Linked DNA regions of Mus musculus: region 2 is linked to region 1. A link is a loop called in an ENCODE intact Hi-C map of the cell type or tissue named here. Cell type or tissue: heart. All regions are shown on one strand. Each heading gives the region's core, and the rest is flanking DNA. Links, peaks and the distances in the headings are about the cores only. Region 1 overlaps Ninj2 (ninjurin 2). Region 2 has its middle 19 kb from the start of Wnk1.

What was found. A loop is a pair of places that touch in the nucleus more often than their neighbours do. Peaks named below come from ENCODE experiments on the same cell type or tissue, not always from the same donor. Only the 100,000 strongest peaks of a DNase experiment are listed, where the experiment ranks them.
Region 2: it touches region 1 in a loop (3-fold over the local background); 13 of 42 quality-filtered maps call a loop at or near these places.

The regions. Positions count from the first base shown.
Region 1 is chr6:120,102,144-120,118,247 of GRCm38, forward strand. All of the region lies in intron 1 of Ninj2 (ninjurin 2), which reads left to right. Among named protein-coding and RNA genes, the nearest start is that of Ninj2, 17 kb to the left of the region's middle. In heart, for the core only: a CTCF peak has its summit at 10,391; DNase peaks (open chromatin) are centred at 6,148, 7,278 and 10,458; H3K4me3 peaks cover 1,090 bases; H3K27ac peaks cover 4,672 bases.
Region 2 is chr6:120,049,603-120,065,706 of GRCm38, forward strand. No RefSeq gene overlaps it. Among named protein-coding and RNA genes, the nearest start is that of Wnk1, 19 kb to the left of the region's middle. In heart, for the core only: no CTCF peak of the experiment used is centred there; a DNase peak (open chromatin) is centred at 6,689.

The sequences.
Region 1 (16,104 bases), core at 3,982-11,981:
GTGCACTACGGTGGGTACCTTCTTTCCTTGAGTCAGCTAGGCTGTGATAATAAGCTTAGGCTGTGGTTAATAACGTCACTTGAGAACAGACCACATTTAAAGAAGTAAATCCTCTGTTATTTCAAGATGGTTTTGTTCCCATTATCCTTGCAGGCGGGGGTTTTCTTACAGCATTTACTCTGAGCGCTTACTGGGGCTCCTAGAGGTAAAATGCACAAAGTATTTTCCTCACCTACAGTGGGCTCCTGGCATTGTGACTCTGAGACACATCCCTCTGCCTCCAGTGCTTCACCTGTGGCAGTCAGCTCCCACCCCGCCCTACCCCATCCCACACTACCCCAGAGTCTGCTCTGCTTGGCCATGATACCCTATGTCCATCTGCCTGCCCCTCCAGCTTGAGGGGTTTGCTTTCCCTGTTTGCCCACCTCTCTTCCAGAGCCAAGAAGAGATGTAGACTCTTCAGCCATATAACTATTGCTTGTCCCATCAGAGTGGTGTCTTTCAAACTTCTCATATGCAGAACCAGAAACTAGAGTCTCCTCTCTTTTCAAGTGGGAGTTCCAGAAACAAGTTGGGAATATGCATGAAGAGACTGTAACATGCTGGATGGTAGTGGTGCACACCTTCGATCCCAGCACTTGGGAAGCAGGGGGAGGCAGACCTCAGAGTTCAAGGCAGCCTGGTCTATAAGAGCAAGTTCCAGGACAGCCAGGGCTACACAGAGATATCCTGCCTCAAGAAAAAAACAACAAACAAACAAAGAAAAACAACGAGTGGGGGTGGTTCTAGGTTCAGTCTAAGAATATAATAATTACTCAGATATTCAAGGATGTTGATTGAGATTTTTAGGTGTAAATAAATGGTTAAATGCAGCTATGAGTAGATATTTTAAAAATTTTTTTTGAAGAATATTTAAATGAAGACTGTTCTAGTTTGGTTTCTGTTGCTGTGATAAACACCATGAACAGAAGGACCTTGGGGATGGAAGGCTGTGTTTTAGCTTATTGCCTACAGTCTGTGGTTGACAAAGGCCAAAGCAGGGACTCACGACAGGAGCTTGAAGCAGAAACCACAGAAGAACTAGACTTCCTGGCTTGCTTCCAGACTCCCATTCAGTTACCTTTCTTATCTGACCCAAGACCATAGTGGACTGAGTCCTCCCACATTAATCATCACTCAAGAAGAGGCCCCATGGGGGCCTTGGGGGAGATGGCTCAGTGGTTAAGAGCACTGACTTTTCTTCTGGAGGTCCTGAGTTCAAGTCCCAGCACCCACATGGTGGCTCACAACCATCTGTAATGGGATCTGATGCCTTCTTTTGTTGTGTCTGGAGAGAGTGACAGTGTACTCACACACAAAAATTAAATAAATAATTCTAAAAGAAGAAGGAGGAGGAAGAAGAGGAGGGGGATGGGGGAAGGGAGGAGGAGGAGAGGCCTCACAGGCATGCATGCCCACAGGCCAACTGATGGAAGCAACCCTCAGTTGATGCTTCCTCTTCTACATATGTCAAGTTAACAACCAAGACTACCCACCACAAATGCCAGAGAGCTAATTGTACATTAAGAAAAAAAAAGGACATATAACTGGATAGACATTTAATCTTGAATGTCTTCAGAAATTATGAATAATAAATATGCATGTCAGCACTGGCCAACGTGCTCACCGGCTGTTTCTAGACTGTGGGTTTACAGGTGACTCACTTCTTTTCTTTTCTTTTTTCTTTTCTTTTCTTCCCCTCTTTTTCTTTTTATTTCATTTGCAAATTTTCTACCAATACATGATTATACTTAGAACAGAAAATAAAAGGATTTAGTTTTAAAAGGGTTAAAAGTAGATCCATGAATATGGGTCATGGTGTACATACAAATATATTTATTCTGTCTCTGATTACCATAGAAAATAATCAGTTGACTAATTTTGTGGATAAGATGCCATCTCCTTTCCAATGGTGGTTCCACTTTTTAACAGTTGTACATAGCACAACTTTTGCATGTGTGTGTGTATATGTGTGTATGTATATGTGTGTATGTATGTGAGTTTCTTTTAGTGTACATATATGTGGAGGCCAGAGGATGATGCTGGATATCTTCCTCAGTTTCTCTCTATTATAATTTAAAATTTTTATTTTAAATTATATGTGTGTGTAGCTATGTCTGTGTATATGTTTGTGGGCTTGTACATGAGTGTGCAAATGCCCACAGAGGCCAGAGGTGTCAGATCCTCTAGAGCTGGAGGTGCCTCACAGGGGTGCTGGGGACTGAATTCAGGTCCTTTGAAGAGCGGCAAGTGCTTTTAATTGATGAACCTCCTCTGAGATCTTCTACCTTATTTTTGGATCTCCCACTGAGCCCAGAGCATACCTCTTTGTCTAGAATGACTTTGTCCCTGCCTCTCTATTACTGGGATTACAATCATGCACTGTTGCACTCAGCCTTTCTTACCAGGGTTCTAGGGACTAGAGTCAGATCCTCTGGCTTGTGTGGCAAACATTTTACTAACTGAGCCCAACTCTGTAGCAGGCAACTCTTGTTTTACACACACACACACACACACACACACACACACACACGAGTAGGCTCAATGAATATAGACTTTATTTAGTATGCAACACAAGTCTGCAAACCACTGAGTTTCTTCTACATCACACCTACAGAGGGGCCACATCGTACTGAAAGAAATAAGCCATGAGTGGTTGGCACCTTGATTTTAGTTCAAACTTAATACTTGGTACTTCTAATACAGCAATACAGCGTTTTACTATCACCTAAAGAAAAGTCACTTTGGGGATGACCGATAGATGAATGGATAAATCATGATTATCCTTGAAGACCCAACATAAACAGCTAGGCAGACAAGATTAGACATAATCTTCTGACATAGAAACATTCGAGATGGATTGTTACAAAAGGTGGCTTTTATTGTGTGAGCCTTGAAGAATGAACATGACTTTGAATAGAGTCAGGGTGTTCTGTGGTCAGAACTGTGAGCCAGAGCTAGAGGAAGGAAAACAAGGAACACACCATGGATGAGTGAGTGCCAGCACTCTGTGGAGAGCTGTAGGCTGTGCATGAGTGAGGAGAGGTGCATGGAAATATTATTATAAAGTTGGTTGAGGAGCAGGAGAAATGACTCAGCACCTGAGAGCATGTACAGATTTTGTGGCAGACCCAGGTTCTGGCACCCAGCACCTACATGGGACAGCTCACAAACACCTGGAAACCTGACTATGGAGGATCCTATGTTTCCTTGGGCACCCACCCTTATGAGCACACACATTCACATGCAAGCACACACACAATTTTCTTTTCTTGTTGTTATTTTGTTTTGTTTTTCAGAAAATGCCTTCTCTGTCCTGGCTGGCCTGGAACTCCCTCTGTAGACCAGGCTGGCCTTGATCTCAGTCATCTGCCTGCTTCTGCCTCCTGGGTGCTGGGGCCAAAGGCTTTCACCACCATTACCTGGCTATAATTGAAACAAACAAGCAAACAAACAAACAAACAAACAAAAAACCCTGGTTGGAAACAATCTTTGAAGACCCAATTTGGTGTCCTGGCTAAGTGCTACTCTGGGTGTCATGTGGGAATCTGGACAAGAGGAGTGGGTTAGGTTGGGAAGGACATAATTCGTTTTTATTCTTTCTACATTCCTTCCAGGACCTCTACCTGAACCTTGTACATTCCTTCCAGGAATATGGTTTCCTGCTTTCTCTTTGGTGTTTTGATACAGAGTCTTGCTGTCTACCTCAGAGGGTTTCAAACATGCCATCCTACCAACTAGGCCTCTGAGTATTGTAGGCTTGTTACCATCACACCTGACTAAGAGGCAGGAAGCTTAACTGGGCTTTAGAGGTCTCACATATGATCTGTCTCCAATCAGCCACAGCACTGGGCAGGGTATCTGAGTGTAGGAAACAAACCAACTTGATAAACAGTGTCTTGGTGACTTGTTTACTCTTTTTTTTTTTTTTTTTTTGTGGTGCTTGGGTTGAACGCAGGGCTTTGTGTATGTGAAATACATGTTCTATATCTGAGCCACATGGCAGTCTGGATACTCCATTTGCCATGGACAATGAAAAGCTCTTTCAAATCCACATGCAGTCTAATGCTCTGTCTTAATTATGGTTTCTATTGCTAGGATGAAACACAATGACCAAAAGCAATTTGGAGAAGGAAGGGTTTATTTCACTTATACTTCCATATTGAAGTTCATCAAAGACAGGGCAAGAACTCAAACAAGGCTGGACCTGGAGGCAGGAACTGAGGCAGGGGCCATGGAGGGATGCTGCTTACTGGCTTGCTCCTCATGACTTGCTCAGCCTGCTTTCTTACAGAACCCAGGACCACCAGCCCAGGGATAGCACCATCCACAATAAGTTGGGTCCTCCTACATCAATTACTAATGAAGAAGATATAGTATAGGCTTGCTCGATCTTACGGAGGCATTTTCTCAATTTAGGTTTCCTCCTCTCAGGTGATTCTACCGCATGGCTAAGGAACTGAAGATCAGCAAGCTCTAGTTACAAGTGCTAGGAGCTGCAAAGTGGCAGGCTGAGACTCAAACCTAAGTTTTCTTTTGCTACACCTGGTCTCTGGTCAGCATTAACCTTTCATGTAAAGACTGTTAGGAATGTCAAGCCAGGTGCCAGATAGTGCTACACTCCTTTAATACCAACACTTAGGAGACAGAGGTAGGCATATCTCTGCTAAATTCAGGGCCAGCCAGGACTATGAAGTAAGACCCTGTCTCAAACAAACAAACAAACAAACAAACAAACAGGAGGAGGAGGAGGAGGAGGAGGGGAGGAGGAGGAGGAGGAGGAGGAGGAGGAGGAGGAAGTGGAGGAAATGTGGACCCAGAGACCCTGGGAATGTGTTCTAGGCTTTGAACCTCCTAATGGAGATTTTTGCTTTCCCAAGGCGTCTATGACCCAAGATCAATCATGAACTGAAAATATTAAATGGAATATTTCAGAAGTTAACAATTCATAGGGCCCCTTTAATTGTGCCCCTTTCTGAGAAGCATAATGAAACCTCCACTGTGCTACCTGGAATGTCGGTCATCGCTTTGTTCAGTGTCTCTCTTCTGCTCATCCTACCCAACCGCTACTTAATAAGCACCATCTTGGTTACCACATCAGCTACTACAGTGTTGTCGTGATTATGTCCAAGGGACCCATGTTTTACTTATAGGAGAATGAAAAGTTCAAGACCAGCCTGGAGTATAAAATAGCAAGACTCTCTCTCAGCCACCTACACATGCAAGACCAAAATTAAGGCATCTGAGGTGGTACACACCTGACATCCCAGCACTTGGCAAGCAGGAGGGTCAGGAGTCAAAGACCAGCCTTGCCATAGAGCAGGTCTGAGGCCAGCCAGCATACTTGAGACCCTCTTTCAAAAGGAAACAATAACAAAAGTGTAATGGGGTTGGTGCTTGTGATCCGAATGGATAAAGACACCATAGAAAGTGTGCCCTTTAAGTGAGAAGATAAATGTTTAGCATACACACACACACACACACAAACGGAAGAAACCATGTACAGGACTCGAAGGCAGAACTTCAAGTATTAGTGGAAGTCTCAGAACCCAGTGACAGTGGTGACACTGTTTTAACAGCTCTCTGGTGACTCTGAGGCACAGTGAGGTTTCAGAAGCTCTCTGCCTAATTGTGTGTGTGTGTGGGGGGGGGGGGTTGCGGGAACTTCAAGATTGGCCTCTCTCCTCAGCTGAAGTGAGCCTGCTCTGGCCCTGGATGAAGCAACCCCACTTAGCAACAGACAGAGAGTGGTCCAGTCCACGACCTGCACAGCAGCAGATGCCAGGGAATTGGAGAATACAAAAGACATACATTTTACAAGTCTGAACGGTTTTTTGTTTTAGCACAAGGCTCCCCCATCCTGGCACCGAACTTACCTGCCTCCCGCATACCTGTGGGGATTTACACCCACTCTGATGAGAGATAGCTGGGATTCCTCCAGCCTGGGAATGAGGTGTGTTTGACAAGTCTGCCCCACTGGGGAGATTAAGTATAATGAAAGACCCAGGTGTAGATGGATGTCTCTCTCTTGACACCCAGCGCTGTCTCTCAGTTGCTCTGCAAGAGTGAGAGCGACTGAAAGCAGGAGTGGACCTCCCCACCCACGGGGCATGTGGGAACAGACACCCAAGGGATGGGGGACACTCCTCCCTTCTCCAGAGCAGAGGAGCAGAGGGCTTCGTATCCCTTAGTGGTCAGGAGAGCAATATCAGGAAACGGGCCAGGTAGGAGGGCACAACACCCCTCACAAATGCAGCCAAGGCTGGACAGGGGAGGCCCCTAGGCTAGACACAGGAGAGAAGACGACACTGGTCCCCTGTAGAGTTGGACGCTAGGGAAACAGACGTGTTTCCTCAGGTTGAAGGTCAGGTTTTTGTCCTTTTGTTCTTGTCCCTTGTCTTAAGCCATAAATGTGAACTTAGGACACTGTTGTGTGGTCACTGTTTTCAGTCCTGGTGGGCACACAGCTGCCCTCCACAGATGGGACCTCCCCAACAGCTGCATTTTCTTACAAGTGGGACGCCAGCACTTCAGCTAGGGAACAGGACCTACTATAGGGAACGGGGGAGTTAGGAGAGTTGTACAGAGGCGGGCAGGATATGAGGGGGCGGTGGTCTTGCTGCCCTGCATAGCCTCCTCTGTGGGTCCCCACAGCCATCTGCCCAGCTGTGGGATCTTTCACTGCTCTGGTTGTAGACCGCTGGCAGGAGAGCTGGTGAGAAAAGGGTTGCAAAGGCAGTGACTTGACTGCACTGCCATAGTCGTTTTGGTAACCCGTGGGACCCAGATCTGGACAGGACAGGACAGGACAGGACAGGGTGCTGCTCCAGGTGATCGATCGGGCCAGAGCCTCCCAGGTCAGCAAGGTGGTATAGTCCTACAATCCTGGCCTTTCTCTTTTCCATCAAGAGGAAAGATGGAGCTGGGTCGTGTGAGGGTGACTGAAGGGAGATGTGCGGGACTGGGTGGGGTAGGAGAGCAAAGCAGACACAAGCTTTCAGCCCAGTACACTTGAGCTCAGCCTTGCTGGTGACCTCCCAGGTCACCAGGACAGGAAACACTTTCCTGTAGGCCGTGGCCTACAGGCAGCTGCCCCTGGGAGACTGAGAAAGCAGGAAGGAGGAAAAACCCGGTTACTTTGTCTCTCATTTTCCATGTGACCTGAAGTATTTTTGCCTCCTCCCTGTCGCAGCCTACCCTCCCACCCCCAGCATCCTGATGTGACCTACTTATCTGCGCCCTGAGAAGGGAGGCTCTCTGGAAGGCATCCCAGACAGGCGTTCCCTCCCTCGGAGTCTCCCAGCAAGCTCTTTAACAAGGAAAAAGCAGAGGCTGTCATAGGGGGTGGGGGTGGAATAGCGATGTTGGGAGGGGTGGGAGGAAAGGTAGATGGAGGCCAGCAGACCAGAGGAGAGGGCTCCAAGGTGCCATTGGTTACCAGGTCCCTTTCTGGCCATGACTGATGGTGTGAACCCAAAGGGATAGAAGCAGTGGGAGGAAAAAAAAAAAAAAAAAAAAAAGACAGTTCTAGATCTTTTAGGAGTTGTCTATCCGGGGCTCACTGAGCATTTATCTGATCTTTGAGCCTTAGTTTCCTCATCTGTGAAGTGGGGACAATTTTTACTTCAGAAAATTGATGAAAAGTATTCACCCTGCCCTCTGCTGTGTTCTACAGACAGACAACTCGATGAGGGACCAGAGGAGCTGTGTGTATCTGACAACGGCTTACAGCTTATTTCTAAATACATAGTCTGTGGCAGGGGCTTTATGTACAGTTTACCTCCCTTAATTCTGTGAGGGACATGTTATGTCTTTAATTTTTTTTTTTTTAACTTCAGAAAAGATAGGTCATTTGTGCAAAGTCACCACGAGGCAAGTAGCCGAGTTTGAATGTCTCTCTGGATCACGTGGGCTCCAGTCCTTCCCTAGACTACAACTTTATTGGACTTAATAAGAAAGGATTTAGCAAAGCTGGGCTTGGCTCAGGCCAGGTGATCTCAGCATTTGGGAGGCTAAGGCAGGAGGATTGCTACAAGTCTAGCTACGGTCAGCCTCGGCTGCAGAGTGGGACTCTGTCTCAAAGTGAGCAGGGCTAGATTTGGCAAAACCCACACTCCCAGGTCTTAAGTAGATTTAGAAAGCTGAGTCAGGTTGGTGATGGAGAAATCAAAGAATAATAGGATTGTATAATGCTATCATGTTATGCTAATCTTGGCTCTGAGGAAAGATTCCCTTCTGTGTGGAAGGCAGTAACAGAGAGCATTCCCCTGATTCTGCTGGTAGCTCCCCATGCCCTCAGGGGTACATCCCAACCCCAGAACCATGGCTGCTCTGTTTGCTCTACTTGTTTTTGTTTTTTTAAATCAAATGTATTAAAATACACCCATATTATTCGCTAAATAAAAATTTGGATATAAACCCTTTAAAAGAATTTTTGCTTTGTTTTTTCCTAATTTTCTAAACAGTATTATTTGTTTGAATTGCAAATAAATACAAACAACATACACCAAGGTTAATTAGCTTTTTTTTTTTTTTTTGGATAAAATTTCTCATCAGGCTGGCTTCAAACTCTCAGCAATCCTCCTGCCACAGCATCCCCAAAACTGGGGTTACAGGCATGCACCACACAATGAAAAATGCAGTATTTGAATTCAGGAATTAATTGCGGTGTTCAGTTCTGGCCTGGGGATGTAGCTCAGAGGGTTTGTCTAATGTGTGCACAGCCCTACGGTACCATGTAGGCAGCAATGTTTCTCTTTCAGGTTTCAAGTAGACTTGGGGAAGCTCACAGCTCAAGACTTGTTGTGCACATTTACCTAGCAGGCAAAATGGCCTGCAAGTAACCCCTGCCCACCTCCCCTGCATGCTGAGATCCTATAAATACTGTTTCCCCTATCTAGAAAGTTCTCTCTCCTTCTACAGCTAGATCCCATCCACTGTCGCCTCATGGCCCTTGGCTTTTGTTCTACCGCTGAGCACTTGCATGAGTAACCTTTCAGGAGCCTCATCTATAAAGGGATCCATAGGGGATTAAGGTTACCTTCGTAGGGTATTAAGTAGCTGTCCACGAGAGCTTGGTCTCCACCAGTCTGCCTTTAACCAACTCTCACCCAGCTGCTGGAGCCCTGTTTGTCTTCTTAAAAAAAAAAACTGCCTTTTATGTGAGGAACACTCAAGAAAGGAAGTCTTGTTTTCGAGATGGGGTCTTGCTGTCCTGCCCTGGTTTGGTCAGGGGAGACATTCAGTGCGGAGGTTCCAATCTGAACCCAGCCCCTCACTCTGGTGGCATCCTTCCACCTTAGAGGGCTACCAATAGAAAAATGAGTAAATGTGGGTACAAAGGTGGAACTAGAGATGCTCTGGGACCTTTGGGACCCAGAGCAAGTATTATAATAGGGCCTCCGGAATGAGCTGGTAATTCAAAACCCAACCCCAGAGTGACAAAATGGTCTCTGACACCGGACTGTCCCTGTTATCTGAGAGGAAGGGGCTCCAGAAGAGACATGGCAGGGGAATCTCCTCATTTGGTTAATGGCATTAAATAGCTTGTGGGCTTTGGGTGTCACTCAGTGGTAGAACACTTATTTTCAGGACCCTGTCTGTGCTCACCTTCAGCCTCAGAAGCAAAGACAACAACAAAAAACAAAACAAAAACAAAAACAAAAACAAAAAACCCAACCAAACAACAAAAAGGATCTGTGGAAAGAGGTGGCTCAATGTAATACTAACCTATGGGGGACTTAAAGTGTGTACGTCATATCCAAAGGCCGCCTCCACCCCTTCTGGAAAGTCCTTTAGCTTTGTTTCAGGGAGCTCTGATGTGCCCTCCATGATGGCCTCCAAGCACACAATGACGCCTGTGGGGGTTTTCGAATGGGGGCTTTTTGCCATCCTGGTATGAAGCTGAGTTAGTCAGAAAAACTCATGCCTTGTAATCCGGATGCCTGCTAGGTAAGGGCCCTGTCACTGAGGTGTCCACAACCCAGTCACGACAGAGCCTTGGTCCTGCAGGCCTAGACCGGCTGTACACACTCCAGAGAGTTCTTGTGAGGCTTAGTGGAGGACGTTTGTAAATACAGACCCTGAGCAGAGCTCATTCTGCCTTTATCTAGTTCTGAGGGCCATGCATCAAGCAGCCGCACAGATCTGGGTGTGAAGGCTGGAACTTTAGCAACTACCAGCATTTCTAGTGTCCCTACAAGTCACACAACCAGGCGGAGAGGTGGAGGAGGGGGACGAGACGGGGGAGGGGGGCGGACTGGGGACAGCTGGGGGGGCGGGGGAATGGGAGCGTGCACACGGTCAGCTGACTGTGGCCGCCCGAGGGAGCACTTCCCAGCCCTCCAGTCTGGGGGGTGGGGGTGGGGGGACTCAAGGCGACTGGCTCCTCCTCTCCTCCGGAGCCAGCCCCTGCACAGCAAACTCCGGAGCTCAGCCCTGCTGCAGGGCTCAGTGGGGTTGTTTCAGTTCCCTTTTTCGCAGAAGAGGAGTTCTTGGTTTCCTGCTGAGTTTCCCCCAAGGCTTCCCTTCTGTTACAGCTGCTGCTACTGCAGTCACCTCAGAGTGACAGCTACCGCTTTTGAAGGCCCGGTGTTTTGTGGATGGGATGTTTTGTTTTGTTTTGTTTTGTTTTGTTTTGTTTTGTTTTGTTTTACTTCTGGTCAGAGAAATCCAATTTATAGATGAAAAAATTTAAAAGATGAGAGAAAGTTCCTTTGCTCACCGTCATGTGAGCTTATATAGAGAGTACAATACAAGCTAGCAAGGGATAACAGACGCTGTCAGATCTCTGGGTGAGGCCTATGCAGGACCATTTTTTTTTCTTTTCCTTTCTTTCCCTCCCTCCCTCCCTCCCTCCCTCCCTCCCTCCCTCCCTCCCTCCCTCCCTCCCTTCTTTCTTTCTTTCTTTCTTTCTTTCTGTTTGTTTTCCGAGACAGGGTTTCTCTGTATAGCACTGACTTGTCCTGGAACTCACTCTGTAGACCAGGCTGACCTCAAACTCAGAAATTCGCCTGCCTCTGCCTCCCAAATGCTGGGATTAAAGGTGTGCGTGCGCCACCACTGCCCGGCAGGACCATTTTGAAGTATGATATTGTTAGGACATTTTTCAACCTTAGCCATACTAGGACAGTGCTTAAGAATTCCGCTAGAATTTACCAAGAGCAGAGTCAAAGATGTGTGTGGAATTTTGACCTGACTTCCAAGAGAAGCATCCAGGTTTGGGACTTATTTCTTTTCCCATCCTCTCTGCCTGGTATAGAGAGCACAAGACTAAGCTATAGTTGAGAGCCTCTGCAAGCAGAACCTTGCTATAGACCCATACAACCTGAGGACGTTGGTCGCAGTTTGAAGGTCCAGAAAGCTTGGCATATGCGCAAGGCAAAATTTGTTTGGTTTTTTTGCTGAGATCCCAGCTAATGGCTGGTTTTTATTATTTGAAAGTCAGTATAGGCAGATTGTCAAATAATTTAATCTCAAAGCATGACTAGACAAGAGAAAGGTCTACCAACCACCTGTAGGAGCTACTCTAAAGTGAGTATACAGATTGAGGAAGGTCTAACCCTATTTTCTAACTGGCTGCTCCTTTCTTCAGAGATTAGAGCTGAAAGCACTCTTGAGTGTGGGAACCATGGGGGAAGAAGGGTGTGCTAACACAAACAAGACAACTAAAGGGGGAATTTTATGCACTGAAATGTTGCTTGATTCTAGAATTGAAAGTCACACCAAAGGGGGGTGGGCACAATAAAACCGGCTGAGGGTATAGCTGAGTAATAGAGCCAGGTTTGTGTACGTGTTAGAACCCAGGCCCTGTTCCCAACACTAAACAGAACACACCCCTTGGAAAGAAACCACCAAGGGACTGAGAGATGGCTCAGCAGTTAAAAGCACTTGTTATTCTTGCAGAGTACCTGGGTTCGATTCCCAGCACCCACATGGTGGCTCTTCACCATCTGTAACTCTACTTCTAGGGGATCTATCTCATGGCTACTTCTAGGCACCAGGCATGCACATGATACACAAACACAAGCAGGCAAAACCCTCAAAGTGAGCAAGTCTTTAAAACAGAAAGAAAGAAACAGCTAAGAAGAAAAGGGAGTTACCAGGCACCCAGGAGGAGCTAAGGAGCATATTGGAGACCCAAGGCTGCAGGGTTTTGCAAGGGAGGGAGGATAGAGTGGAAAAATTACACTTTCCTTGAGCCAGAAACCCTGATATCTCCTTTTTTTGGGGGGGGGGGAGCGTCAGTTAATCTGGGCATGATGGGTGCACATGCCTATAACCCCAGCCAGCACCCTGGGGACAGAGACAAGCAGATTCCTGAGACTTCCAGGCCAGCCTGGTCTATAGAGCAAGTTCCAGGGCAGCAGGGATGCATAGAGATCCTTTCTCAAACAAAACAAAACAAAACAAAACAAAACAAAACAAAGCAAAGCAAAGCAAAGCAAAGCAAAGCAAAGCAAAACAAAGCAAAACAAAGCAAAACCAAACCCCAAACACACAGACCAAGAGTCGGTTTCCATATTAACAGAGCAAGGACTTCAGATGTGATGAGTTTCTAAGCTGTCGCCCAGCTTGGAAACTCCTGCGTCTACAATGATATTTTCATTAAATGACACTCTGCTCCTCCAGCTCAAAAACACGTTAATCATCTGACTAACTGCTCAGATTTCCTGCTTTATGAGATCATCATTGCCTGTTCCAAGTGCTTTTGGCTGCCAGAGAGCAAACTTTCCGCTGGTGGACTGGAAACGTGTTTCACTGTGACAATAGAGCTGGCAGTTGGAGGGCTGCTAATTTAATCCAAAACAGTGCTGAGCTGGGGTCATCTCCACCCGGCTTTCCTGGATCTCAGACGGCAGTTTCCTACTTTGCTTTCTGACAGCTGCAAACTTGATCCTTCAGGGTTTTGCCAAGGGAGAATTGGGGTCCTGGAAACCGTACCTCATGCTCCCAGCTAGCTTAATGTGCCTCTCTCTCCTCCAGGCCACTGTCACTCTTGCCTTAAGCAGTGGTTCTTAGTAACTTAGAGCTGAGGTTGAACCTACCTTCAGGAGTCACTGGTTTGGGGATCCATGTATATCTTATGACTACAGTCTGGATAATGGTCATGTTCTGTCAGTTACAAACCACACATAGTTTCCAGAATGCTGCAGTAGCTCCTTACAGGTACCCTGGGTGGCTGTGTGGGGGTGGGGTGGGGGGTGGGGGGGTAGGGGTGGGTGTGTTTGTGTATGCTTGTGTGCTTGTGTGTGTGTGTGTGTGTGTGTATGCTTCTGTGAATGTGTGTCTGTGTAAGGATGTATATGAGTGCATGTATGTCTGTGTATCTTTCCAGAAAATTCTCACATAGTGCCCCGAGTACTCTCACAGAGGCACGCACACCAGGGAGGGGATTAGGGAAGGTTAGTCACTAATCACCTTCAGAAGTGTGGTTAAAGGCAAAGACTCTGGAGCTGAACTGCCTGGGTTTGAATCCTGGACCTGTCACTTGTTTGCTGGGATGTCTGCTCTAGGGAAAACTACTTACCCTGTCTGTGCCTCATTTTCTTAGAAGATTGTTGTAAAGGGAAGGCACCAGGAGCAACCAACATCTACCGGGGTAAATGCTATGAAGGCCTTGGCAAGTCCTGTGCTAACTGCCTAGGATGTATTATTCCCCTTTTGAAAAGGAAAAAAAACATACTGAAGTCTACACTAGCTTGCAACAAATAACTGTGACTGTGTCTATGAAGAAAGAGAAAACTGATGTAAGATCAGCCTTTTTGTCTTGTCCGTTTCCTTCTTTGTAAAAGGGTTTGTGCTGTGCCTAATTGTGTGTGTGGTCCTCCTCCTCTTCTTCCTCTTCTTCCTCCTCCTCCTTTTCCTTTTAAAGTCAGGATCTCATGTAGCCCAGTCTGGCTTCAGTCTTGCTATGTAGCCGAGGAAGATTATGAATTCGTGATGTCTGCTTCCTTCTGGTATCGCCACACCTGGTTTTATGTGGTACCAGAGGACTGAACCCAGGGCTTCATCTGTGATAGGCAAAAATTCTAGCAACTGAGCTACATCCTAACCTCCAGCCCCTACTTAATACTATGAATTACCATGCTAGACTATATAGATGAAGCTAATGGTAGTTTTAGCGATGATGGTTGAACCTAAGGTCTTGTGTATCCTGAGCTGGTACACAATTACGTACTTTTACCCGGTGCAGAGAATTACATGCTATGAATATGCATCAAACTGCTCTTTAAGTAATTAAAAGATACATGTATTGATTATAGGCGCATGTATGTGTGCACTTGCGCATGTGCCTGGGGGCATGTGTGATAAGGTCAAGGAACAATTTTTGGAAGTAAGTTCTTTCCTTCTACTGTGTGTGTCCCAGAGATCATACTCAGGTTGTCAGACTTAGCGGCAAGTGTGTTTACACACTCAAGCATCTCACTGGCCCTGTCCTGCACTGTTTATATGTCCCCACTCATGCCTGCCTGTTTAACGTTTATCATATACTCCATGTGAGAGGGAACAAAGACGGTGAAACCTCATAGAATATGGCTCCCAACAGCTTCACTTTACAGAGACACATGAAATGACCAAGGACCAACACAAGAAGCTATGTAGTGATATACTAACCTGAATTTAAAACTAACAAATTCCTGTGATGGCTCACAGCATGGAATACTATTATTCATAAGGCCAATGCAGAGGCGTTGTTGTGAATTTGAGACTAGCTTTCACTATATGGTAAATTCCAGGCTAGCTAGGGCTACAAAAAAGAGGCTCTGCCTCAAACCAAACCAAACCAAAGATAACCTAAAACTGTTTCCATGCTAGTGTGACACTTGTGGCCACTGAAAGATTCAATTTAATAGCAAGAAAGCACCGAGCGTGTATTGGAGTTGAAGCCTGGGACACAGGAGCCTGTGCTGGAGGACAGCCTACCCCTAGAACTTCAGGCTCACTGAGAAATTGCTCAGAACAAGAAGGACCAGTGTATGCTGCCATAACAAGCCAAAACACAGCCACACAGGGTGTCTCAGCCAGAGGTGGAATGCAGCCTGCCTGGGTAGTCTCCTGCAGCTTGCTTAGCACGCAGGTAGCCTCTGCCTTCCTAAGAGGGCAGTAGATAGTTCTTCCTTCCACCCTGAGGCAGAAGCTTAGACTGCTGTCCTTGAGTTACTATTGGTTCAGGATTTCTGAGGCACAGAGCTAATGAAAACATGGTTAGTCAGGGCCTGCTTTGGCCTGATTCTTTAGGGTGTGAGCATGGTTACTCCATGGCCCCAACCTAGGGGCATGCTATACACAGCCCACAGAAAGCTCTACAGTCAAAACCCACACTTGCCATCCTTCCTGTGAGGTCCTAGCTGACAGTGTCTTAATGCCATAGTTAGGAGAAAACTTGGATACCGACTTTGATCACTTACACTATCACAGACAGGCCTTTTCTCTATATGTTGATGGTGTAGCTAACAACAAATCACAGAACAAACTATATGAAGTACCTACTATGGTGCTTGGGTCTTTTGAGAAAAAAAAAAAAAGGGTGTTTGGCATGTCTCTAAGATTTTTTTTTCTCTTTTTTTAAAAGAATAAAAGACAGGCTGGTGAGATGGCTCAGCGGGTAAGAGCACTGACTGCTCTTCCGAAAATCCTGAGTTCAAATCCCAGGAACCACATGGTGGCTCACAACTACCCGTAATGAGATCTGACGCCTTCTTCTGGTGTGTCTGAAGACAGTTACAGTGTATTTATTTATAATAATAAATAAATCTTTAAAAGAAGAAGAAGAAGAAGAAGAAGAAAAGACATGGTTTATTCTGGAGCAGCCATGGCATGGGGACATATATTTAGGTCTCCCCAACTACAATGTTTTAATGAGGGTGCAACTCCATAAAGAACCTTTTTTTAAAATAGTAATAGAATTTTAAAAAGTTATAAAATAAGGCATTTAAAAAATATATTGATAGGGCTGCGGAGATGGCTCAGTGGTTAAGAACACTGGCTTCTCTTTCAGAGGTCCTGAGTTCAATTCCCAGCAACCATATGGTGGCTCACAACCATCTGTATGAGATCCAATCC
Region 2 (16,104 bases), core at 3,499-11,498, 53 kb before region 1:
CTAAATAAAAGTGTGACACACTCATAAAAAATATGGTAGGATGCACAATAAGGAGTATAGTTCAGTGGTGGTATAGCTCAGTGGTGGTATAGCTCAGTGGTGGTATAGCTCAGTGGTGGTATAGCTCAGTGGTAGTATAGCTCAGTGGTAGTAGCTCAGTGGTGGTATGCTTGCCAAGCCAGCAGTGGTGGCACACACCTTTAATCCCAGCCCTTGGGAGACAGAAGCAGGCAGATCTCTGAGTTTAAGGCCAATATGGTCTACAGAGAGAGTTCCAGAATAGCCAGGGCTACAGTAAAATCCTGTCTTGGAAAAACAACAACAACAACAGACAGACCAGAAATAAAAGGAAAGAAATAGAATAAAGTTGGTTAGGCAGTAAGAGAGGGGCTTTACATTCCTCCTTGGCCAATTGTGAACTACCTTTTCAAGACCCTATGAACAAAGACAGTATGACAGACTATTTTCTCCTCAAGGCCTAACTCTTTTGCTTGGTCCTTTCTCATAGCTAATTTGATTCTTCAACCTGTCCCGGGTTGTTGGAGAAAAATAAGACTACAACATAAAGAATATCACTGTCTTAAAGCATGTATTCTACTAAGTGTGGAGATCCGTGCCTCTCATCCTAGCTCTCTGGAAGCAGAGGCAGATGAATCTTGAGTTTGAGGTGACCCTAGGCTACATATGAAGTTCTAGGAGAGCCTGGGCAAGTTAGCATGATTTTGCCTAAAAGACAACAATAGAAAGGATGCGGCAGGATGATTGTTGTAGTTCAAGACCAGCCTGAGCTGCAAAGTTCCAGTCTAACCTGGTTACAGTGTAAGATCCTGTCTCAATAAACAAAACCAGGAAAAATAACAGACTGTACACTTTTATCTGCTGAGGCATATTGGCCACTGTAAAACTTGTATGTATTTCTCATTTGAGAGGAGGATCAAAACTAGGTCCTCACGTATGCTAAGCATGTGCCCTACCACTGAGCTATGCCCCAAACTGCTCATTATCATCCTAAGAGAGTAAATACATCCTCTCTTCCAAATCTTCAATTGGTCCAACACAGAGACATTTGGAAAATGATACTATTGTTTCTATTGTTAAGGAATTTCCTAATTCACACAAAGTGAACCTGACTGTGGAGACTAATTAAGCACAATATATTCAGTAGAATCATTATCTTAAATTTCAAAACACTAATACCAAACATTATGATATATTAGTATATAGAATTTACTTTAATCACATATGACTAAATAAACTCTTGGGAGACCACTAGGAAGAAAAAAGCCCATCATTTAACTTATTATGAAGAAGAGCATTGATCATAACTTTGTTTAATATCTGCCTCCAAATGATCATTGCTGAGAAGTTTATTGGACTAACTAGTCATTTCCTTTGTACTTTTTTTTTTATCATAAAATGTATGAAGACTTTTCAGGATCTGTGTTTTACATCTCTTAAGTGTGTAGGCAAATGACTGGTCATAAGAGAGTCAGTCCTTTACAGAGTATAATGGGTTTCAAAGAATTTTCTAGAATTCTATGTTATTTAAATGATCTGCTTTACTGAGTAACACAATATATGATAATAAACTACCAATTTATGGGTAACTCCCTAGGCCAGAGAAATGGCCCACCAGGGAAAAACAGGGTTACTTGGCAATCCTGATGACCTGAGTTCAATTCCTTGGAACGAATGTAAAAAGCTGAGAGTGGTGGAACACATCTGGGATCCCAGCACTCCTACCACTCCTACAGTGACATGGGAGGTAGAGGTGGGAAAACTAGCTTGGAGTACACAGCAAAGCTGTAAAATCAAGAAGGGCTCTTGGGAGGGCATAGGGGACTTTTGAGATAGCATTTGAAATATAAATGAAGAAAATATCTAATAAAAAAATTGAAAAGAAGAAGAAGAAGAAGAAGAAGAAGAAGAAGAAGAAGAAGAAGAAGAAGAAGAAGAAGAAGAAGAAGAAGAAGAAGAAGAAGAAGAAGAAGGAAGAAGAAGGGTCCTTCCTCAAACAAGGTAGAGGGTGAGAACTGACCAATAGAAGTTGTCCTTTGACCTCTTTATGTGCTCTGTGGCATGAGTGTGCCTACCCTACACACACACACACACACACACACACACACACACACACACACACACATTAAATAAACAAAGCATTTAAAGTGTTTTTGTTGTTGTAGTTGTTATCGTTGTTGTTGTTGTTGGTGGTGGTGGTGGTGTGTGTGTGTGTGTGTGTGTGTGGTGTTTTTCAAGACAGGGCTTGTTTGTGTTAGCCCTGGCTGTCCTGAATCACAGGACCAGGTTGGCCACAGAGATCCACCTACCTGTGCCTCCTAACTTCTGGGATCAAAGGCAAGCAGACTACCACACAGGCTCATTCTAATGTGTTTTAAAGTGTAATTCTCTAATCTAGCCATGCAACTACCATTAAAACTGAAAACATACTGCAACCCTTCTCTGTGTTCTTTTGCAACCAACTGCATACTTCATCGCCTTGGCCCTGATGACGACTTTTATAAGACTGAAAACTCTGCCCTGAGCCTCAGGCATGCTAGCTAGACACATACTGATAAAAGTGCTAACCCCTCAGCTCTAACCTGTGTTGGATATGAAAGCCAATACAATATCAACTGGATATTCTTGTGTATTTGTGTGAGTGTGTGTGCACATGCACACGTGAGCATATGTATGCACAATGCTGGACTGAGAAGAAATTTTCCCTTAGCATCTTTCTCCTGACCTGCGAAGAGAGGACTCTCTGTGCTGGTCTAGACCAGACATCCCAAAGTAGGAGCCCCACACAGCGGTTAGCCTCTGTGAAGAAGGCTAACCTTGAAAATCATAGGCCAGGTGCATACTTTTAATTCCAGCACTCAGGGGACAGAGGCAGGTGAGTTTGAGGCCAGCCTGGACTACAGAGCTAATTCCAGTACAGTTGGGGCTACATGGAGAGACCCTGTTTCAAAAACAAACAAACAAACTGTAACTGATTTTTACATGAAACAATGGGGGTAGAGAGAGAGTTTCAGGAGGGAAGAGGAAGAACACAGAGGGGAAATCTTACCGACCTGACTTGTGTTATAGAAAAAGGAAATTCGCTCTCTGACTGTCATCTTCCCTGCCATCTAATTACGGATCCCTTACATTGGTGGAAGGTTTCACTCTGGAGCAGAGGCTGGTTCTAAACTTCTGGGAACTTGGTTCTCACCTCACCCTCCCAAGGAGGCAGAACCAGGCCTATGCAGCCAGGCCCAACTTGGAAAGGTTTTGTTGTTATCATTGTTGTTGTTTCGTTTTGTTTTTTGTTTCAGTTTGGTTTCACATGTCATCATTTCCATGCGGAAAAATTTTTATGGAAGAAAGAAATTTATTTTAGACTAATAGAGACTGGGAAATGCAAAACAAAGGCAAGGTCTATAATTAGACAGCTATGTTGCCTCCATCCCAGACCATAAAAGATCTTATCTCAAAACATTGCCAAAAAAACCAAACAAACAACAAAAGATACAAAATCCAGGATGTAGACCCCATAAGAGAAGTCACTGATAGATGTGACTTGGGGGGCTCCCTTACCGGTAGAGGAAGGCCCTTCTGCAGGAGACCTCCTGGAGCCTTTGGAAGCTTGCCCATCTGACTCTCAGCCAGTGAAGAAGCAATAGGTAGTTCCTCCCGCATCTACATTTCAGACCTGCTATGTGTCCAAGAGCTTAGTCATCAGCTGGGCACACGAAGGGGCTATGGGAGCTTTCAGATGTGGGGCTTTGTTGAGAGGGCTTTGGTTTTTAGGGGGTGTGTGCTTGAAAGAGATTGAGGGTGCCTGATGTCTGGCTTTTGCTCTTCTCTGCCATGAGAAAAGGGCGTTTTGTGTAATTCCTCGTAGGGAGAATAAAAACATAAAGCTAAAAGAAAATAAGGTAAGGAGGGCTCCATCCTTTAAACAAACGGTCCTGGGAAACTTGAGATCTATATGTAAAAGAATAAAACTGAACTATTGCTCTTCAGCATAGATACACACACATATGATATATATATATATATATATATATATATATATATATATATATATATATATATATATTAAACTGGAACAAAGTATAAACAGAAGATCTAAACCTATAAACCTATAAAATCTTTAGGAAATTAGGTCACCATTTCTTGCAAGCAATCATAACAAAAGAAAAAATAAGTAAACTGATTTCATGAAAATTGAAATTTTGTGTGTTTGAGACAGGGTCTAACTGCATAGCCTTAGCTGGCCTGCAATTCACTGTATAGACCAGGCAGGCTGCCTTCAAATGCACAGAAATCCATCTCCCTCTGCATCCTGAGTGCTTGGATTAAAAGCTGAGTACCACCATGCTCAGCAACTAAGTTTTTATTTTTATTTTGACATAAGGTTTAGGACCCTGGCCTTGCAGGCCAACTATCCAGTTTGGTGAGCTCCAAGCCAATGAGAAACTTTGGCTCAAAAGTAATTCATGTCAGTTGTCCATGGGGGAAAGGGCATGCAGGGGAGTGGGGGCACATACCTTTAATCCCAGCACTCAGGAGGCAGAAGCACTCTGTGAGTTTGAGGTCAGCCTGGTCTACAGAGTGAGTTCCAAGACAGCCAGGGCTACACAGAGAAACCCTGTCTCAAAAAAAAAAAAAAAAAAAAGTAGATGCCATTCATGAGCATGACACCTTAGGTTGTACGCACACACACACACAAATACATACACACACACAAATACACATAAATATTCACAAACTTAACAAAACCTAACATATTAGGGGTTGGCTCATTGGTTAAGGGCCCTTGCTGCTCTTGCAGAAGACCCAGGTTCAATTCCCATCACCCACGTGGTGGCTCACAACCCCCTGTAACTCCAGTTCCAGGGTATCTAATGCCCTCTTCTGACTTCTGCAGTACCTACACATACAGCCAATCAAACGCTGATGTATAGAAACGTTAAAATTGAAATATCATTTTTAAAAAATTTTACAAAGAGGCTAGAGTGATGACTCAGCAGTTAAAAGCGTGCGTTGACCTTGCAGAGAACCTGGGTTCCATTCCTAGCACCCACGTGGTGGCTCACAGCCATCCATAACTCCAGTTCCAGGGGAGCTGAAGCTCTCTTCTGACTTCACAAGCACCAGACACATATGTGGTGCATATACACATGCATGCAAAAACATTTATACACATTTTAAAAAATTCTAAATAAAATATTTAAAAATCAGATACTACTTCACAGCTATCAGGCTAACAATGACTAAAACAGACACACTGGAATGTTGGGAAAGACTGAGAAACTGGAGGCTGTGTGCATTGTTCTTGGGGATGTAAAAGGATACAGCTGTAAGAAAACAGTTAGGCTGTTCCACAAAATGGTAAACAGAATTATCCTACCATCTAGCAACTTCACTCCTCAGTGTGTACTCAAAAGAACTGAAAACAGAGACTCGAACAGATTACCTATAGACCAATGTTTATAGCAACGTTATTCAAGAGAGCTCAATGCTGGGAACAATACAAGTGTCTATCACTACATGAGTGAATAAATAACATGTGGTGTATGCTGCAATGGAATATTGTCCAACCTTTAAAAGGGATAAAATCTTCTTATCCAAGGTAGAAAAGGCAAATTCAGAGAGACAGAAAGGAAATTACAGGTTACCGAGGGTCGGTGTATTACTGTTTAATGGGCACCGAGCTTTTATTTTGAGTCATGAAAAAGGATATTGGTAATGATTACTCAACATGTTAAATGCACTTAATGCCACTAAATGTATGTTCTAAAATGAGGGGCTGGTGAGATGGCTCAGTGGGTAAGAGCACCCGACTGTTCTTCTGAAGGTCCAGAGTTCAAATCCCAGCAACCACATGGTGGCTCATAACCATCCTTAACGAGATCTGACTCCCTCTTCTGGAGTGTGTGAAGACAGCTACAGTGTACTTACATATAATAATAAATAAATCTTTAAAAAAAAAAAGTTTAAAAAAAAAATAAAATAAAATAAAATGAGTAAAATGGTAAACACTATATATATTATGTGTATACACACATACACACACACACACACACACACACACACACACAATTTTTTCCTACAACCAGAAAAGAATAATGAATCAAAAGTATGAGAGAAGACCAGAAAAAGTACTTCAGATAGACTCTTTTGGCAACACCTGGGGCAACCTACTCATGTTAAGTCTATAAGACAGTTTTGAGGGGCCTCTGGAAACAGGGATGGGTGAGCAGAGTTTACAAGAGAGACAGGAAATTGTCACCTGTGCATCAAAAGGGGCATCTATAGCTACAGTGCCTTGCAGTTGTAATGCTTTGAGAAAAGTAGTTTCAGGTTGATTGTTGGCTGGGGTCACTCTGAAACTGAGCCCCTACAAGGCTTAGCTTTCCACTTGGCTTGTTTTCTTGGCTCCTCTTTCAGTGTCTGAGCCAAAGCCAAGACCAGAGCATCACCAGGGATTCAAGAGAGACTAGGATCTAGTATCCTAGTGTCTCCTCAGCTTCTGTCCCCTCAGGTCAACTGAGTCCTTCCTTCTTGTGCCCACTGTCAGCTATACTTCTAAAACTTCAGTCTTTGAGCCTGCCCAGGCATTTTTTTTTCCTCTCCAGCTTCTAAATGGGGTTCAAGAAGTGTTTTTCTGGTTCTTCCTGCTTAACACCTGCTTTTGTAATTACTCTCTTAGAGCCACAACAAATGCTTTTTCCTTCCTGTTTCCTCAGGCAGCAAACCATAACCAGCTCAGGCTGGTGAGGAAGTCTAGCACTTTCTCCATCCCTACTCCCATCCCCCATGACTTCTGATTGTCTTTGTCAGCCACAGCTGTCGTGTGTGTGTGTGTGTGTGTGTGTGTGTACGCACATATATAAATATACATAATAAATTGCATATGATATAATGTATATGTTTTATTTTATACATATTATACATGTATTAATATATTAAATATTATATAACTTACATAATATGCTATATATAAATTACATAATTTTCAGCACTTTGGAGACAGAGTCAGGTGGATATCTATGAATTCAAGTCCAGCCTAGTGTACATAAGTTCAAGGAAAGCCAGAACTACATAGAGAGATCCTGCCCCACCCACCCACACACAAAACGTCTTGTTTTATGTATATGAATGTTTTTTCTGCTCTCTGCAGAAAAAAATGTATTCTGTTGTAGTGAACATGGTAGGTTATTAGCAGAATGTGTATGTCTGTGTAACTATGTCTGCTCCTGGTGCAAAAGAGAGTGTCAGATCTCCCTGGAACTGGGGTAAGAAGATGGTGGTGAGCCACTATATGGGTACTAGGACTCAAACCCAGTCCTCTGGAAGAGCAGCCAATGCTCTTAGCCACTGAGCCATTTCTCCAGCTGCACCCCACCACCCCACTGTTAGATATACAGTTCAGCATCATAAGGTATGAGTCACATTGCCATGTAACTAATCTCTAGGATTCCTTTATTTTGCAAACTGAAACTTCATACCCATTAAGGGTCAGCTCCTCTTCCTCCTTCCCTAACAGCTCTGGCAATCACCATTCTGTAGTCTGTCTCTGTGACCCTAACTACTCGAAGAATCACAGGCTACTTGGCTTACCTTACTTAGTACATCTCAAAGCTCATGAAGTTGTAGCATAGGCCTTTGCCTCTGAAGACTGGAGAATACTCCATTGTGTATACGTAGCATGCACAATGCACCATGCACTGGAGGCATCTGGGTTGTTCTTGACTGGTTAATGTGAACAATGCTCCTGTGCATCTGGATGTATAAATATGTCTGGAGTGAGGCTGGTGAGAAGGCGACGCCTAAAGACCTGAACTCAGTTTCCAGGGCCCACAGAGTGGAAAGCAAGAACTAACTTCTGCAAGTTGCCCTTTGACCTCCACAAGTATGCAATGGCATGCACACCCTTCCCCCAAAATAAATAAATAGATAAATGAATGAATGCATGAATGAATGAATGAGTAAATAAATAAATAAATAAATGAAGTTTACACAGACATACATGTCTATATCTGACTTTAGTTTTTTAAGGTATGGATCTCTATACTGATTGCTGTGACCAAATACCTGATAGAACCACAGCTCAGAATTCACAGCTCAGAATATAATCTGTCATGATGGTAAGCTGTTCCTGGACAGCTCTGTCCATAGTCATGGGAGCACTGAGGCAGAGCTTCTCACATCTTGGAGTGTGGAGAAGCAGACAGCCTGTTCTGATAGCAGATGAGAGTATAACCCTTAAAGACCTGGCCAGGACCTATCTATACCAGCTATGTTTTCTCCCCAAATGGCCCACAGCCTCTCAAAATAGTACCAGCAATAGGGCCATGTGTTGAAGCCCACAAATGGTCCTGGAAGAACCACTTCACATTCCAGTCATAACAATATCCAAAATGGAACAACTAAACCACACACTAATTGCATTTATTGATTTATTTTTGAGATGGCATTATATTACAGGACTCAAATTGACCTTGAACTTTTTTTTTTCAATTACAGTGCGTGTATGTATACCCATATGCCACAGCTTGCATATGATGGTCAGAACAAGACCAGTGGGAATCAGTTCTCTCCTTCCATCAAGAGGGACTGGATCACACACAGGTGGCCCAGCTTGGCAGTAAGTGCCTATACCTGCTCACCGAATGTAGTCTGTTTTGGGAAGGACATGACTTCAGTCTAGGGCACTGTCCGTAGCCAAGACCATTCCTAAGCAGAACAATCATACTCCCAGCAGCTAGGGCTACAAGTTCACACTTAAAGGGAGATCTGGGTAGTGCATCCATGTCCACTGCAGCAGTCTCTGTGAGAGCTAATGGGAGTGCTGGCAATGCAGATCATGGATCATGGGCTGGAGATGCAATGTGGCAGTATGAGGTACTTCAATCACTATTAGTAGGAAGGTGACAGTGGCTGTCAGGAACAGAGGTCCCAGAGAAGGTTGGTGAACTTGAACCCTCTGTTCTGCTATTTCCCACCTCTTAGCCAAGTTAGTTGATTTTGTTGTTGTTGTTGTTTTTCGAGACAGGGTTTCTCTGTATAGCCCTGGCTGTCCTGGAACTCACTCTGTAGACCAGGCTGGCCTCAAACTCAGAAATCTGCCTGCCTCCGCCTCCCAAGTGTTGCTGAGATTAAAGGCGTGTGCCACCACCGCCCGGCTGTGACAGGACTTTTTAAAAAATTACTTTTAGCCGGGCGTGGTGGCGCATGCCTTTAATCCCAGCGACACTTGGGAGGCAGAGGCAGGCAGATTTCTGAGTTTGAGGCCAGCCTGGTCTACAGAGTGAGTTCCAGGACAGCCAGGGCTATACAGAGAAACCCTGTCTCGAAAAAACCAAAATATATATATATATTTAAAGAATCTGGTAAATTAATTAGAGTAGAACCATGCACATGGCAACCACCTTAGAGATAAATAGATCCTGTTTCACGAAATCTCTAGATGCCTCTAGAGTTCATAGATTCCTTGAGAATCAAAAAGAGGTTGAAGTGGTCCGAAAACTATGGCCTCTTAGTTAGGGTTTACTGTTGTGAGCAGACACCATGACCAAGGCAAGTCTTATAAGAAAAATACTTAATTGGGGCTGGCTTACAGGTTCAGAGGTTCAGTCCACTATCATCAAGGTGGGAGCATGGCAGCGTTCAGGCAGGCATGGTGCAGGAGGAGCTGAGAATTCTACATCTTCATCTGAAGGCTGCTAGGAGAAGATTGGCTTCCCATGTGGTAAGGAGGGGGACCTCATCGCCTACCCCCACAGTGACCCCCTTCCTCCAACAAGGCCACACCTCCAAATAGTGCCACTCCCTGGGATAAGCATATCCAAACCACCACCCTGGGTAAAACGAACAAGGCAAATGAGCAGGGAGCTAGGTGTGGTGACACTGTACCCATACTCGAGCACCTGGGAAACAGAGGCTGAGGGAACTTTGATTTTTGAGCCAGTATCAGCCTCAGAATGAGCTGGGGTGGCATAAATAGATAAATAAATAAATAGGAGAAATAAATAAATACGAGAAATGAAGCATATAGTGGAAATAAAATAAGGAAAGGGACTCAACATAACATTGTAGACATTATAACATTTGAACATTAAAAACAATTTGAGAACACGGCCAGGGAGTTGGTCCCAAATACTCTGAGGATTGAGAACCTTACTTAGCAAAATTGCTTCAGATTTCTACTCATGCTCCATCTTTCCAGTCCCCCCAAAGTGTGTCACTCACTTTTCAAATCCAAGTTACTACTGACCGCTGTTAGAGACTGTCATTGTAGACCCATTTCAAATGCCAGCACTGTGTTTTCTATTAATACATGCAACGTTGCCATGAAGCAGATTAAGCATAAAATCAACACATGACAATGATGCTGTCAGCCGAGGGTGTGCCTTAAGAGAAGGAAGATTGGGTTGGGTAGATGGCTCAGAGGTTAAGAGCACTGACTGCTCTTCCAGAGGTCCTGAGTTCAATTCCCAGCAACCACATGGTAGGTCACAACCATCTGTAATGAGATCTGATACCCTCTTCTGGTGTGTCTGAAGACAGCTACAGTATATATATGAATAAATAAATTGAGAGAGAGAGAGAGAGGATTACAACCTCACAGCACAGAGTAAAAAAGCCTGCTCTCCTGGCTCTCTCTCTCTCTCTCTCTCTCACACACACACACACACACAAATATACATTAGACTTAGCTGACTGTGATCTTTATTGTCCTGAGGGAATCCTGCCTCTGTCCCATCCACACGAGCAGAGCTTCCCCCCAGGCTTTTTAATTTAACCCTCCCTGTTTATGTTGACGATGGTAGGATTCCATAGCACACATCACATGCAGGCTGAGGATAGGGTGTGCTTTATTAACTACTGTGGTCAAGTACGGGCCTTTCATTCGGATCTTTAGTGTGTGTCTGGTTCTGTGTCCCGTTGGATATGACATTTCTTTCCTGCCTTTTCACATCTTTGAAAAGTAGCCCTGCTTCCAAGAGAACTCAAAACCAAAAGGGGAAGATTCTAGACTACTCCTGAAATGCAGAGCCTGACTTTTAGCTGTTCTGCTGACATTCGTGCTAGCCCAGTCCCTCCATTAGCAGAGTCTACTGGTTTCTAAGTTAAAACAGGAATAAGTCAAACAGCAGCCATGAGGCCCTGCCCTCCTACCTCTTTGTTTGCAAAATGAACTCGAGAAACCAGACAGCATCTGCAAAGGCCAGCGTTGAAGAAGATAGGAACCTAAAATAGGAACCTAAAAGTTCTCTACCCGGCTCCACTTTTTGAAACACAATCTTGCTTTGTAGTCCAGGCTGGCCTGGAAGTTACAATCCTCCTAACTCTGGCCTCTTGAGTGCTGAGATTAGTTATGCACTGTCACACCCAACCATAAGATTCATCTTTTTAAAGCAATATATCAATACCCAATACCACATGGTGGAAGGAGAGAGCTGATTCCCTTTAGTTGTCCTTTGATCTCTGCATATACCCGGCAAGCTCATTACCGCACCCTACACACAAATAAATAAAATGTAGTAAATTTTAAAAATTTAAGAGAAAACAAATATCACCTTCATGGCTAGAATATTCCAACAAACTGTTGTCTCTAATAATCTCGTATACTCTGACAAGTGAGATGGCTGGAAAAATAATGTAGTTTTACATTATATGTAATCATTTATGTTTGTCAGTTTTAAGTCTCTCCTGTTATGGTTGACTTTATTTATTTATTTGGTTTTTCGAGACAGGGTTTCTCTGTGTAGCCCTGGCTGTCCTGAAACTCACTTTGTAGACCAGGCTGGCCTCGAATTCAGAAATCTACCTGCCTCTGCCTCCCGAGTGCTGGGATTAAAGGCATGTGCCACCACGCCTGGCTTGGTTTAATTTTTTTTTAAACATTTTCTCCATTTAGTCATTCATTTGGCACATACATGCCACATGTCTGCGTGCATGCGAATGTCAAAGAGTACCGTGCTGGAGTCAATCACCAGGCTTGGCAGCACGTGTCTTTAGCCAGCGAGCCATGTTGATGGCCCTCCTGTCTCTTTGATTTTGATGTTTGTTGTTCTGCCCTGTACACTGCTCCCTTAGAATCCTTCCAATACAGGGGTGACTCTCATCTTTCACAGCAGTTATGTTTTACAAGGTTACTGTGACCATGGAAACAGAGTTAGATTTCTGTGGGCCTTTGGTCACAACCCTTTTATCCATCAGCTATATGCATTTCTATTTAAATACATTTTACTTAATATATGCTGTTGATTTTTTTTTAACATGGGTTCATGGCACTGCAAGTCACGGCTAAATGAAGATTTGAAACAATCTCTGTTCTTTCTGTTAGGCGTATGACATTCTTGTTGCTTGTAAACATGCTATCCATGGCTCAGTGGTTGAGAGTGCTAGCTGCTCTTGCAGAGGTTCAGTTCTTAGCACTATGCCCTCTTCTGACCTCCAAGGGCATATCTATGTATGTACACACACACACACACATGAATATAATAAATAAACTACTCAAAAATAAAATAAAAATGTTAGACACTACTTCAAAGACTTTTTTTTAATTACTAGGGATGAAGTAAAGGCCTTCTGTTACAAGTTTTGGGGTCAGAGCCTGGGCCCTGGTCACCCTAACAAGCAGTATGAAATACTGTATGTTATAAGTATCAGTATGAAATAAGCCAGGTAAAGAGTAATGGTGAAAAGGATACTTTTCAAAATGGCCACATCCTATAAGAGGAACAAACAGACAGGTCCAGTGGCCAGTGCTCCCAAGTCCATCTTTGAGAACATAATAGGCAGGAGGTAACTAAGCACTTCTGATCCAAATGTGGTCCCACCCATCACGACCCACCATAGCTCTCTCAACTCCAGTCTCTCTTTTTAAAAGATTTATTATATATAAATACACTGTCACTGTCTTCAGACACACCAGAAGAGGGCATCAGATCTCATTACAGATGGTTGTGAGCTACCATGTGGTTGCTGGGAATTGAACTCAGGACCTCTGGAAGAACAGTCAGTGCTCTTAACCACTAAGCCATTTCTCCAACCCAACTCTAGTCTCCCTTGAAGGTAGGTCTCCGAGGACAGGTTGTCACAAGTGTATGATTTGGGAGACAATCCTCCTGCTGGCTGGCACTAAGACTCTGGACTTTCTTTTCTCTCAGCATGAGAGTCCTGGAGAAAGTCTAATTTCTTGGGACCCATTGTCTCAGTAATTTGATAGTCAAAGGGAGGGCCACAGTAATCTTTTAGGACAGTAACACACCCATAGGCTACCACTGAGCCACACTCTCACCCCTGGGCATTGGTTTAAAGATCATAATAAGACTGGGCTTATGAGGTCCTGGTTCAATCCACCAAAAACCAAACCAAACCAAAACCCCCATAATTATCAACCAAAAGCACAGAAGAAAGAAAGGACAAAGTATAGTAGAAATAAAGGGGTACTTGTCTCCAGTACGGAGCAGAACAGCCTCACTTTGTCTGGTCCCTGTGTGCACGGCTGTGCTCTGATGACTCAATTTTCTCATCTCTCTGTGACTGTCGCTGACTGGCCGCAAAAGCATCATGAGGATCGACTTGGCAGTCACAGCTAGATTTTAGGGAGTAATCAGACCTGTAAATACTGAACCAGGGAGGATGAAGATTAATTACAACCATGTTAAATACTGTGAAGGCAAAAATCTTTGCTGTGGAACCAGATGTCTAGAAAAAATGCTTCAGGCTGCTGGGGTGGCTCTGTGATGTAAGGCATTGGCTGCCAAGCCTGAGTTCTAGCCCCAGAATCCACATGGTAGAAAGGAGAACCAGTCCCCACAAATTGTCCTCAAGTTCGATACCCACCCATCTACCCAAATAAACAATTAAAAAACAAACAAACTTAAAACAAAACAAGCCATGGTTTTATAAGCCCTCAGTGATGTGTTTATAAAAAGATAAAGGGGTATAAGATATGTTCTATGGGGGTATGGTAAGGAGCATTACCGGGCTGTTGCCAGGTAACTGTGGGGTGACCTTTAGACAGAATGCTAACATGCAGAGCAATTGAATCTATTCTAAAGGCACTTTGGAATGGTTAGTCTTCATACACAAAAGCATCACCATCACCTTCTCCAAGCCATCATCACTAGAAAGTGATTTTGGAAAATGCTTGTCCACTGGTGGAGCTATAGTAACTGTAAGCCAGCTGATCTCAAAGTCTGGTACCAACAACATCAAAATCTCTTTGTCAAAAATATCAACTCCCCAGTGCCTGACAAATACAGAAGTGGATCCATTGGACGCAAAGCACAAGGTCTCCAGTGAAGGAGTTAGAGAAAGAACCCAAGGTGTTGAAGGGGTTTGTAGCCCCTTAGGAGGAACAACAATATGAACCAACCAGTATCTCCAGAGCTCCCTGGGACTAAAACACCAAACAAAGAAAACACATGGTGGGACTCATGGCTCTAGCTGCATATGTAGCAGAGGATGGCCTAGTCGGTCAACAACGGGAGGAGAGGCCCTTGGTCCTGTGAAGGCTAGATGCCCCAGTATGGGGACTGCCAGGGCCAGGAAGAGGAGTGGGTGTGTTGGTGAGCAGGGGGAGGGGGGAAGGGATAGGGGGCTTTCAGAGGGGAAACAAGGAACAGGGATAGCATTTGAAATGTAAATAAAGAAAATATCTAATAAAAGTTATATAACTATTTTAAAATTATAAAACTAAACATTGATACAAATTCACTGAAAAAAAAGTTTAGAATTATTTAAAAAAAAAAAAAAAAAAGTCAACTCCCAGCAGGGTAGTGGTGGTCCATGCACTCAAGAGGCAGAGGCAGGCAGATCTCTGAATTCAAGTCCAGCCTGGTCTACAGAGTGAGTTCCAGGACAGCCAGAGCTACAAAGAGAAACCCTGTCTCAAACAAACGGAAAAAAAAAAATCAGCTCTCCTGGTAGAGCGTGGAGGTACACCTGGTAGAGCGTGGAGGTACACCTGGTAGAGCGTGGAGGTACACCTTGGCTGTGTAGTGAAGCCCTGACCTCAGTCAGAGAGAAAAGGAAAGAGAGCACAAACCCTGTGGCTCCCACTGTAAGATAAAAAACTGGGTGTGGAAGGAAGGGCAGTACCTTCTGGATTTTACAAAACTGAGACTGCTTCAGGCCAAAGTTGAGAACCTTGCTTTAAACCCCAAGCTATCCCAATCCTATGGTGGCTGTATGGCTAATGACTTGCAGAAGGCATGGCTGACAGTCCTTTGTTATGGAAAGAGCTGGGGTTGAACAGTCGGGAGAATCTCACTTCCACCTTCTATAAGGAGGAAACTTTGAAGTTACTTAAACCCTGCCGAGGGCCAGATTCCTCCTGTGTAAACATGTGGAGCTTCATAAAGCCATGACCAAGAAAGTGCCTAGCATGCACAAGCCCTCTTTCTTTCTTGCTTGCTTTGTTGCTCCCAGATTTATTGAAAACATTACAGAACAGATACAAACGGCTCCATGTGGTGTTTTGAGATTCACCCCAACTGTAGGCTGAGTAATCTTGTAGTTTAGTGAATAGGAACAAAAAAAAGAAAGGAAAGAAGGAAAGAGAGAAAGAGAGAGAGAGAGAGAGAGAGAAAGAAAGAAGGAAGGAAGGAAAGAAAGAAAGAAAGAAAGAAAGAAAGAAAGAAAGAAAGAAAGAAAGAAAGAAAGAGAGAGAAAAGAACATGACTGCTCCTAGGTATGGTAGAAGAGAAAGTTTATTGTAGATAAAAGGGAGAGCAGAGGCAGAGACACCTGGGAAAGTCCTGAGTAAACGTGACCGGACTGAGCTGGGCCATGGCGGGAGATGAGGGGAAGGGAGAGGGAGAAGGGGGAGAAAGATCCGGGAGCACAGCCAGAAGGCCAAAGGCACAAAAAACGATGGGCAACCACAATGGCCGGGTTATATAGGGGAGAAGAAGCCAGCAGCCTGGGCTGGAGGGTTCAGAGTAGGGGGCAGGGTATGCCAGCCAGGAAGGCCTTCTTAGGGGCTGAGGGACAACCTGGAAGCCAGCATCTGCTTTGATATGTTAAATAGGCGCCTCTGCCATTTGTCCCAAGTTTGAAACCTAAAGGTCAGAGAGGCTGCACTAATCCCACCAGGTA